Linked DNA regions of Mus musculus: regions 1, 3 and 4 are each linked to region 2. The links are chromatin loops, found by intact Hi-C in ENCODE. Cell type or tissue: gastrocnemius. All regions are shown on one strand. Region 1 overlaps Smoc2 (SPARC related modular calcium binding 2). Region 2 overlaps Smoc2 (SPARC related modular calcium binding 2). Region 3 has its middle 14 kb from the start of 4930474M22Rik. Region 4 overlaps Gm41531 (a long non-coding RNA gene).

What was found. Peaks named below come from ENCODE experiments on the same cell type or tissue, not always from the same donor. Only the 100,000 strongest peaks of a DNase experiment are listed, where the experiment ranks them.
Region 1: it touches region 2 in a loop (1.8-fold over the local background); 2 of 42 quality-filtered maps call a loop at or near these places.
Region 3: it touches region 2 in a loop (12-fold over the local background); 3 of 42 quality-filtered maps call a loop at or near these places.
Region 4: it touches region 2 in a loop (9-fold over the local background); 14 of 42 quality-filtered maps call a loop at or near these places.

The regions. Positions count from the first base shown.
Region 1 is chr17:14,368,748-14,371,247 of GRCm38, reverse strand. Smoc2 (SPARC related modular calcium binding 2) reads right to left here. Exons shown (of 13, transcript NM_022315.2): 8 at 2,154-2,340. Among named protein-coding and RNA genes, the nearest start is that of 4930474M22Rik, 29 kb to the left of the region's middle. In gastrocnemius, no CTCF peak of the experiment used is centred here; DNase peaks (open chromatin) are centred at 624 and 1,016.
Region 2 is chr17:14,287,270-14,289,769 of GRCm38, reverse strand. The region is part of intron 1 of Smoc2 (SPARC related modular calcium binding 2); the gene reads right to left. Among named protein-coding and RNA genes, the nearest start is that of Gm52280, 8.0 kb to the right of the region's middle. In gastrocnemius, a CTCF peak has its summit at 1,357 (motif pointing left); a DNase peak (open chromatin) is centred at 1,356; H3K4me3 peaks cover 170 bases; H3K27ac peaks cover 737 bases.
Region 3 is chr17:14,411,730-14,414,229 of GRCm38, reverse strand. No RefSeq gene overlaps it. Among named protein-coding and RNA genes, the nearest start is that of 4930474M22Rik, 14 kb to the right of the region's middle. In gastrocnemius, a CTCF peak has its summit at 1,549 (motif pointing right); no DNase peak of the experiment used is centred here.
Region 4 is chr17:14,231,597-14,234,096 of GRCm38, reverse strand. All of the region lies in intron 1 of Gm41531 (a long non-coding RNA gene), which reads right to left. Among named protein-coding and RNA genes, the nearest start is that of Gm41531, 6.8 kb to the right of the region's middle. In gastrocnemius, CTCF peaks have their summits at 251 (motif pointing left) and 1,260 (motif pointing left); a DNase peak (open chromatin) is centred at 1,259.

The sequences.
Region 1 (2,500 bases), 81 kb before region 2:
CTGGTACTTAAGGAAGAAACCACAATAAATGGCTCCCTTCTCTGGCTGGGCTGGTGTCAGCCTAGGGATGAGACTGCAACTGGGCATGTCCATCAGTTCCCAGGGGAGGGTACTCTGACTGCTAAAAAGAGAAACTGCCTTGGGGCTAGAGAGATGGTTCAGCAGCTAAGAGTACCAGCTGCTCCTCCAGAGGATATGAGTTCAATTCCCAGTATCCACACAGATCACAACTCTCTATAACTTCATTCCCAAAGGATCGAGACCATCTTCTGGCTTTGGTTTAGTGGATGGAAGAAAGTGTGATACAGAGGAGGACAGCCATCTCAGCAGCCTTCTCAGTTTAGTTCAGGTTGAGCCTTTTTCTGAACCTCCATCAGGCAAACATGGAAACAGGAGCCTGAGGTTGTCCTGTTTGGCCCGATACCAGGGGAAAGTCTTCACAGAGGAAAGAAAGCGCCTGGCTTTCTACTCAGCTACAATCTAAACTGTTCTTGGGTTCTCCGGGAATAGAATTACGCATGTTGATTTCACCATTTCAGAGCCATCTGGAGGAGTGCTGGGTTTGACTATGTAAGGATGTTCATTAGCCAACTCAGAACACTTCTGCCAGGGCTGCTTCTCCTCTATGATAGAAGTGTGCATGGAGCCAAGCCGGCAGCTGGTAGGAGCCAACTGGTACCCTGAGTGATGCATGCAGAAGGAGCCAGAGGCTCAAGTATATAGGAAGATCACCCCCAAGGAAGGCTGCTCAAGAAAAAAGTACACCCTGTCTACCTACACACAGGACAATGGATTACCATAGCAAAACCCAGGAATAGAGGTTCTAGCTCAGCCACACAGCTTGTGCTTGCTTCCAAACCTAAGGCTGCTCCTCCCCATGAGATGCCCCCCTTCATCTCGGCTTTCTGGGTCCTCCAGTGTCTTGAGGACAGAGATGTTGACTACTAGAATAACATTTAATGTCATAGAATTGTTACAATATTCAAACCAGGAACTCCAAGGACGATGGCTCCAGTCCAGCTAGAAAATGGCTGGGATGGGTTGGACTTGGTCCTGATGAAGCCATAGCCATTCGAGCAATTGCGCTTTGCTTCTGCCCTTGAGATCTAGGCTGACTAGGGCCTCCCATGGAGTGCCAGTTGTAACACTCGAATAACTGGGGAAATGATTTAGGGAACACTCCAATGCTCACCCAGGCACCTGGGATAGAATTAGAGAAGGAAGGTAGCAACTCTGAGAGAAAAGATGTTTGCATATTTATAAGTCTGGGGGAGGTTCTGTCAAATAGCTACTGATGGGTGTCCACCAGACACATTCACCCACTCAGAAATACCACCTCCCCCTCCCCAGCATACAATACAAGTACTAGTTCCTGCTGGTATTCAGGGAGAACATAACTGTGTATTTAGACTGACAGAAAACATAAGCAAACCATGAATAACATTGATACTCTTGCCTTACACATTCATTCATTCTCTCTCTCTCTCTCTCTCTCTCTCTCTCTCTCTCTCTCTCTCTCTCTCTCTCTCTCTCTCTTTCTCTCTCTCTCCCTCCTTCCCTCCCCCTTCCCTATTTTAAATATACATTGATGTTTTGTCTGTATGAGGATGCCAGATACCCTGGAACTGAAGTTACAGACAGTTGTGAGCTGTCATACCAGTGCAGGGAACTGAACCTATGTCCTCTCTCTGGAAGAGCAGCCAGTGCTCTTAACCACTGGGCCATCTCTCCAGCCTTCACATATTCCTCTCTTTAAATGACATTTTCTAGATACAAATATTTACATTCTATAGAAAGCTATTTGAGGCATCTAGCTTCCTTGGCTTCTTAAATATTTAACCTCTCTGGCCAAAGCCAGCAGCAAGAAGTGGTCCAAATATTCGTTCCTAGAGTTGACCCCTTCTCTGCTTCATACTTGATGGCCCTTGACTGATAACAATAAGCTTTCCCTCTTATGGCCAAAACAACTCTTCTTAAGCAGCAGGAGCACAGAGAACAGAGGACAGAATTCCTGTGTGACAGTCACACTCAGACTGTGACATTGAGTTTAACAAGAGCTGAGCCCATAGAAAGAATCTTGGGGGGCAGGTTCCACTTTGCTGGCTGCATAACCCAACCATCTCTCCTCCAGCTCCCAAGGGGATGCAGTTTACCTTGTGGAGGTCCCGGGAATGGGCCGTCCAGTGTCCACTAGCACACACCAGCAGTATCCGGTGGATGGATGGCATTGCACTGGCTTGTAGAGACCACCATGTGCACACTCGGGGATCACTACATTGTCATTCTTGGGCTGCTTGGCTTCCTCAAGAGCTGACTGATGCTCCTGATCACAGGAGGATGCTGCAGGGGTAGGAAGAAACAGGGAGTGAGCAGACACACGGAGCCAGCATTGGAGTCCAGTGACCAGTCACAGCTAAATGATGCTGTGTGCTGTCCTAGCACTACAGTGAGAACCAGGCCTAAGAACAGACAAGTGATCCTGTCCTCAGCCCCCTGTTGT
Region 2 (2,500 bases):
TTTCAAAAGTAACAGAAAGAAAAGGGGGCAGGGACCAATAGAAATGGTGACATAGATTTGAGTGAGGGCATTAGTGTTTGGTTTTTTTTTTTTTTTAATTTTCTTGTGGTTTTTGGATAAAAGAAATGTAAATGGATTTTGACCCAGATGCCATCTGTAAGAATATACACAAGAGTGCATCTCATCAGGGCATCTGTTTAGAATGTATCTAACAAGAACAATGGTCCCAATGAGCATGTTGCTAAGAAAACACAGAGCAGAGCTGAGTATGTGGCTCAGTGGCCCTATGGTGGTGCATGCCTTTAATCCCAGCACTTGGAGGCAGAGGCAGGCAGATTTCTGAGTTCGAGGCCAGCCTGATCTACAGTGAGTTCCAGGACAGCCAGGGCTTCACAGAGAAACCCTGTCTCAAAAAAAAAGGGGGGGGGGAGGAGAAAGTGTCTAGTAAGAATATCTATACGGAAGTATTTGACAAAAATATAGCCAAAGAGGGTGTGTTCAAGGAACTGGAGAGATGGCTCAGGCTAAGAGAAAGTACTGCTCTCCCAGAGGACCACTCCAGCACTTCAGCACCCGTATCAGCCAGCTCACAACTGTCTGTAACTCTGGCCATACAAGCACCTGTGCCTCCTGCCTCCTGCCTCCTGCCTCCTGCCTCCTGCCTCCTGCCTCCTGCCTCCTGCCTCCTGCCTCCTGCCTCTCCCTTTCCCCCTCCCTCTCCCTCTCTATAAATATATCTCTAATAAGGGTGTGTCTCAATGGAAATCAAGCCAGTAGTTCACCTTCCATGAATCACATTTAAACACTTGCTGAACTACAAAGGGAGCAAACCCTTGTTGCAGTGCTGGCCACAGGACAGTGATCTGCTTGCTGTAGCTAGTTTTCTTTTACTATAGGTTAAAATTCATTTTAAAAATGTCACATTTTAGAGCTTTACTGTGAAGAGAATGGATACAATATTAACTTAGCAAACAAAATAACTCTACTCACTGCTTTACAATTAATGGGGTAGTTAAGTTTGCAACAGAAACAAAACAGAAACCCCAGAACATGCCAGCCTCCTGTTACTCCCCCCAGCCTGGCTTGTTTTAAAGACAAATTTCTACCCCTATCTGATATTTGGGTGTAACATGAGTTTGACACAAATGTCCCAGACTTCTAAATAAAGCTATTAGAAGTATCAAATACAGTGCCTCTGCTTTTTAGTTCTCTCACTTGGGACTTTGTGCCTTGAGTCAAATGTCTGAGGCTGGAAAGACTGAGCTCAATCAGAGCAGAAGATGCCTCTGTAGATGGAAGCTGCGATGGGGCTGTGGTGTCTGAAACACAGCTCATGCCCTTGGGCGCCCTCCTGTGGCAGACTTGGGAAACATTAGAAGCACCTTCCAAAGGGCGGAGGGCTAGGTTGGTACTGCCAAGAGATTGCACCTGGCTGTGTCTCTCTGGGAGGGTGGAAAGGTGGGAGAGAAGCCAAGAGTACAGAAAGGGAACTCACAGCTCCACCTGGATTATGTCTATGAATAGAAAGATCTGTCTTTGGCAACTCTACCCAAAAGATAAACCTTTTAAGAGTGAGACACTGATTGGCACAGCACCTATCTGTGTATCCGCTCAAGAAAGAACTTGAGCGTGTGCGTTCAGGTCACAGCTATTGCTCACTTTCCTTACCCGCAGGGGGTTTCCAAACTCCAAGCTGCACACAGCCAGGACATATATTTATAGTCATCTGGTAAGGAGAGGGTGAGGGCAAGTGTGATAGCATCTGGAGGAGCTCAGAAAGCTGAAAGAACACTACAGAGAGCAAAGACAGTTTGGTTATTAGTGCAGGTATCTCGATTCCATGTACAGAAGGCCTCGTGCTGCCCCTCAGAAGGGGTAGGGGTGACGTGAGGAGGGCTGCAATCACAATTCACACCCATGAACAGCCTGGGCTGGTCACACAGCCTCAACTACTACTAGTGGCCTAGTGCGACTCGGGGATCCGATTTAGCATTTTATAAATGACCACAGTTAAATCATGGGAAGGCTGGAAGCTGTGATTTTTCCAAGTCTCCTGAGGCTTTATCCAGGGACACTGAGTTAAGCAGCCAATGAAAACCAGATGAGCTTCACCTGGTGGAACGAGCCTTGGACAAGCACAACCCGGGAGCTAAGGAAGCCCCTCTGCATGAAAAACCAGAAGCACCCGGCATGGGCGTCACCCAAAGGGGATTTCCAACCTGAAATAAGACACCCAAGTACAAACGCCTGTGATCGGCACTGATAAAGTATTCCTGTGACAGAAAGGTTTACAAACAAAAACACAGCTAAGGGCGACTGGTTAGAATCTCAGGAAGTCATTAGGCGTAGTAGGCAGCCACCAGCATACATCGTAGTTCAAAGTTGTGTTTATGTCAGTGAATTTTGGCACACTTGTCTTGTACGGACGGACGGTCACATGTATTAGATGGCCAGTAACCCTTTTGTGGGGGGCCAGTGGGGGAAAACAGTAAGGGTCACT
Region 3 (2,500 bases), 120 kb before region 2:
TGTGTGTGTTTCTCAACCATGTAAGATCTCAGATAGAAATTGATTATCTTCTAGAAGCAAAGATAACTACTACCAGAGCCTGACTGGGCTGGCTCCTCTGTCTCTGTCTCCAACATCTCTGAGGCCTCATATGCAGTTTTTTTGTTTGTTTTGTTTTGTTTTCAGATCTTGCCTAAGTTTATTTGTAAGAACAGCATAGGACACTGGTCATCTGCAAATAGTGTGTGGATAGGTGTGTCACAGCAGTCCGTCTGTCTTCACACTGGCAGGAGCCTTTTCTATGGGGCCTTCACAGGGGCCTGGGCACCTTTGGTAGCCTGGGCTGGAGCTGAAGCCTGGGTCTTAGCTGGAGCTTTGGCCCCTGCCTTAGCTTGAACCTTAGGCTTCGGTTGACAGAGCCTCTGACTCTTGGCCATGTAGCTTCGAATCTGCTTCCCAAGCTTGGGGTGATCGATGAAAGCCAGGTGGCTGAGTTTGCGGCTGGGGCCCTTTGGCATCTTGGGCTTGACGGCCTGAGGCTTCAAAAGGGCCTTGATGGACTCTGCGCATGCGTGCTCTCACTGCCTTTGCGTTGTTGGCCTGCATCTTCTTCAGGCCTTTCTTGTTGTGCTTCTTTTCCTCGGGAACTTGCGGTCAGCCCCCTTAAGAGATTTGTATCTTTGCGACCGGGATTTCTTGATGCCATTTCTGTGCCATTTGTGGGACTGGTTCTGTGTGGTGTGGTTCTTGGACTTGGCCATGTCTGCACGGTAACCCACTGCTCCCGCCGTGCCTGGCTCATACGCAGGTCTTGAGCAGGTGAGCTCAACTGTGTCAGCCAAAGCGGCTTTACCACAGTGCCAATGCAGCCCAAACTGACCTAAGAGATGAAGGAAAATGTGCTCCTAACACGTCCTGTGAGGTGGACAGGTGAGCACTGCTGACTCTCAACAACAATTGACCTGGCAGTGTGTTCTCTTTGAAGGGGATCAGCCTGACCTGGAAGAAGATGCTGAGGTGACTGGTGGCCTCCTCTGCTCATGGTCCCCACAGGATGACTGGATGCAAGGCCTCTCTCTTCTGACACTCTGGGGCTTACCTTGCCCTGTTCACGTGGAAAAACGGCAAGGCACCAGTGCTGCCTGTTAGCAGGACCCAGTGCTCATGGTGGAAGGCTGTATGTGCAAACACATGACAGCACATGAAGACAAATGTACCTGCCACTTCGGAAGGGTGACCAAGCTTGCTATGCTCATGTCTACACTGACACACACAATGCATTATCCTTTTGGGCATGAGAACTCTTCTTTGGGGGTGGACATGACAAAAAAATACAACCAGTATTTAATGTGCCTTTGGACATTACTGGATAACTCTCGACTCCATTGTTGTTGGTGTTCACTAAGATGCTTCAACAGGAGTAGCAACCATAGTATTTCTTTCACTTGGACTGTGTGAAAAGTGAAAGAAAGAGTGAAATGCTAAGAAATGTGATTTTTTTTTTGTGCTTATTTTTCATTTTATGTTCTGTGTTTGTATATTTTGCCTGCATATATGTGTAGGTGCCTAGTGCCTGCAGAGGCCAGAAGAGGGCATTAAGTCCCCAGAAACTGGAGTTATGCGATTGTATACCAGTGTGTAGTTGCTGCATATCAGTCTCTGATCCCCTGGAAGACTGAGAACTCTTAAGCCCCGAGCTATCTCTCTGACCACAAGCAATGAGGATATTTTATTTCATTAAAATGTTTGAGTACTTTTAAAGAATATAAAAGTTCACCAGAAATGTAAAGTGTATTTAAACCATAGCTCCATCGCTCTGCATTGGGCTTCACTTTGCAGTAGTTGTCTGTGGGTCTCCTCTCTGCTGATTCTGTTCATGCATAAGAGCAGATTGGGAACTAGCTCCAGACCATAGGAGCCATTTCTCAGAGTCACCTGGAATGCTCAGTGCATGTCTTCTGATTCTTATCAGAGTGTAGGTGAAGGTTGAGGTTCAAGTTCCAGAAGTGCATGGTGTGTGCTCTGGCTACTGTGTTCCCAGTGTCACATGTGAAGGGGTCAGTGCTGAGGCCAGAGGTCATCTGGTTCATGCCCATCCATGGCAAATGGGACATGTCCAGCTCCTGACTGGGACGGACTACAAACCTCCTCACCATATTGGATCCTGAAAAGAGGTGCTTTTGAGACTCCTTCTGTCTCCTATCTCCCCACACTGGGAAGAACTAGAAGAACTTAGAAGGATGTCCAAGGTGATAATGGTTCTCAGCAATGTGAGTTCCCAGCTCCAGGATGGCTTGAGGCTCATAGGACCTGTTCTCCACCCGTGATACCCCTCCATTGTGCTCCAGACCCAAGTCATAAAGCTGGCTTTGCTGTTGCATGAACCCTCATCACTGGGCCCTAAGCATTGTGGGGCTCCACGGTCATAGTAGGCTTTCACTTCAGATGGAGACTGATGGTAATATTGGGAAGATGACAGAAAGGATGGATAGGGAATCATGCTCAGAGGTATGGAGCACTC
Region 4 (2,500 bases), 56 kb after region 2:
TGAGAGTGCTTGTGGAGTCTGGGACCATCCAGACAGGGTGGCCTAGGGGCTGTGCTAGCCTTTTCAGAACTGATAAAGGAACAAGAAAACATTGTACTCTGACCATAATACTCTTGAAGAAGCAGAGAACTTTTAGGGTCTCAGCACCAAGGTTTGCCATTATCCAGCTCCACGGCCACTATGGGGATCAGTTTCCCTGCCTTGGGTCGTAAAGCCTTGAACACACCTGTACCTGAGATCCCAGTGCCATCTAGTGGTTCATAACCTGTTCCTGCAGGTGGCTAAGTGCTCAGCAGCAGAGGAAACAGCCCCACCCCACCCCCTAACTTGTTACAAACTGAGTTTTGTCACTCAGCACGACACATCAAAACTCCAACTCTTAGTTCCTGTGAATGTGAACGTAGCCAGGAATGGAGCTTTGGCTGATGCCAAGTTAAAATGAGGTCATAGAGGGGCCAGAATCAGGTTAGGGGACAAGAAGGAATGAGACACTAAATAGAGCACCTGTGTCCATTTCATCCTGTGTCCAGGATGCCTCTGCATTCAAACCACCCACCATTCTGGCATAGGAGGCTTAAGGTACATGTGCCAAAGCTATGGAGTGTTTCTGAAGTGATGTAGCTTTTTCCAACACTCAGGTAACAGGGACATTGGCCAGACCCAGTGATATTCAGCAGGTGTTTGCATCCAACCTCAGGGAAACTTGTGTCTTCTGCTCTGTCCACTTGCTCAGATTTTCTGGGCCAGCACCATGTTGACCGAGTGTGGCTTCTGCCTCTTTGTTTTGCCAGTGACAGAAAAGGAGGTCAGACACGCTTGCATTTTCTAACCAAAGTATTCATTACAAGCTGGTTTTGCAAAATAACAATTCATTTGAGTGGTACTTGTCTAAGTCACAAAATCCTGAACCACTGACCTTCAAGAACCAGAGAGGATGAAGAGGTCCTGAATCTTGCTGTCCAGCCTGCCCATTGCCAGCAGAACTCCTAGACCCAGCCACAGTTTGCCGAGGATATCTCAAACAGCCTCCATCTGGCTGCTCTAATCCTTCAGTGGACTTTACATCTGGGTCTATCTATGGCAAAGCAGATAGCTGCTCCCCAAGGAGGACCTCCCTGTGGTTTAGCAAACAGAACATTTGAAGCTAAGTGTGGAAAGCTTACAGGGACTGCTTCTCTTTTGTAACAGGCTAGGCACCACTCAAGACCAACTCTGAAATGAGCCAGAGGGCTTCATCCAGTGTGGGTCAAGGGTGCCCCCTGCTGGCACTACTTCTCAAGTTGGTCATTTCATGAGCAAGAGGTTGAAAGGACTCTAGGTCTCTCCAGGCTCCTGGTAGCCGTGTACCCACTTCTGAGCACTAGAGCACAAGCTACTGACCCACCTCCTGGTAGGAATGAGAAAGTCTGTGTTTATTCCTGTCAGTGTGGCATCTCAGGCACAACGCAGCCTTTGCACACTGTTTCGCTGCTCCTCGTGCCTAACATACACTGACATAAAAATATACAAGTCACAGGACCACACATACATTTCTATTATATCTACTGTACAGAGTCCTCTTAGATAGATGCTTCTGGAATTCATAGGGTGGGAACATCAATCTTGGCAGGGACCCCATGTGAACACCTTCAGAGTGTGTCACAACTGCTGCCCTGCTCATGAAAGTGTAGGCACATTGCGGTGTGTGCTCGTGACACCCAGTCCAATACGGCGCCTCTGTGCAGGACTGGGAGAGAGAACGCAGGCCCGTTTTCTTTCTCCTAACAAATTCTCTAACTTAAACTGTCTCTGAGGGTTCCCTGGTAATCCAGAAAGTCGGGTCAGAAGCGGCCATCTTCATCCAGAACTTCTCTGTTCTGATGCTTGCTTCTTTAGCTCGGATGCCCAGCCAGGCTGAGGCAATGCAGCAAGCTCTCCTTGGAGACTCCTACAGGGGAAAGCTTGCAGAGGAAGGAGGGGAAAGAGCGGGCGCTGTAGGGAGAAAGCCTGCAAGCCAAAAAGAAAAAGCTCACAATGAGAGAGACCTTACAGGAAGAAAGCATTTGCAGGGAGAGAAGGGGAGCTTGCAGAGAGGCAGGGGAGAAAGAGGGGGGGAGGGAGGGAGGGAGAGAGAGGAGGGGAGGGGAGGGGAGGGGAGGGCAGAGGGGAGGGGAGGGGAGGGGAGGGGAGGGCAGAGGGGAGGGGAGAGGGGAGGGGAGGGGAGGGGAGAGGGGAGGGGAGGGGAACTTTAGGGGCAGCCCATGCATGGATTAGAAATAAGGAGCCTTGAGTGGGCCCTGCTTTTTCTGCTCTCCTTTGCAATTTGGAGCAAGGGCAAGAGAAGAAAAAATGAAGATCAATTAATTCACCGTCTGCCTAAGGAGGAGCTGGGAGTGGCTGTCACAGCTAACTAAGGGTCACAGGGTTCTCTGTGTTCTGCCAGCTTTCTTCTGAAACCATTCATCACTCAGGCTCCGCACTTTGACACAGCTTTTGCCAAAATCTTGCAGAAAGTTAGAAA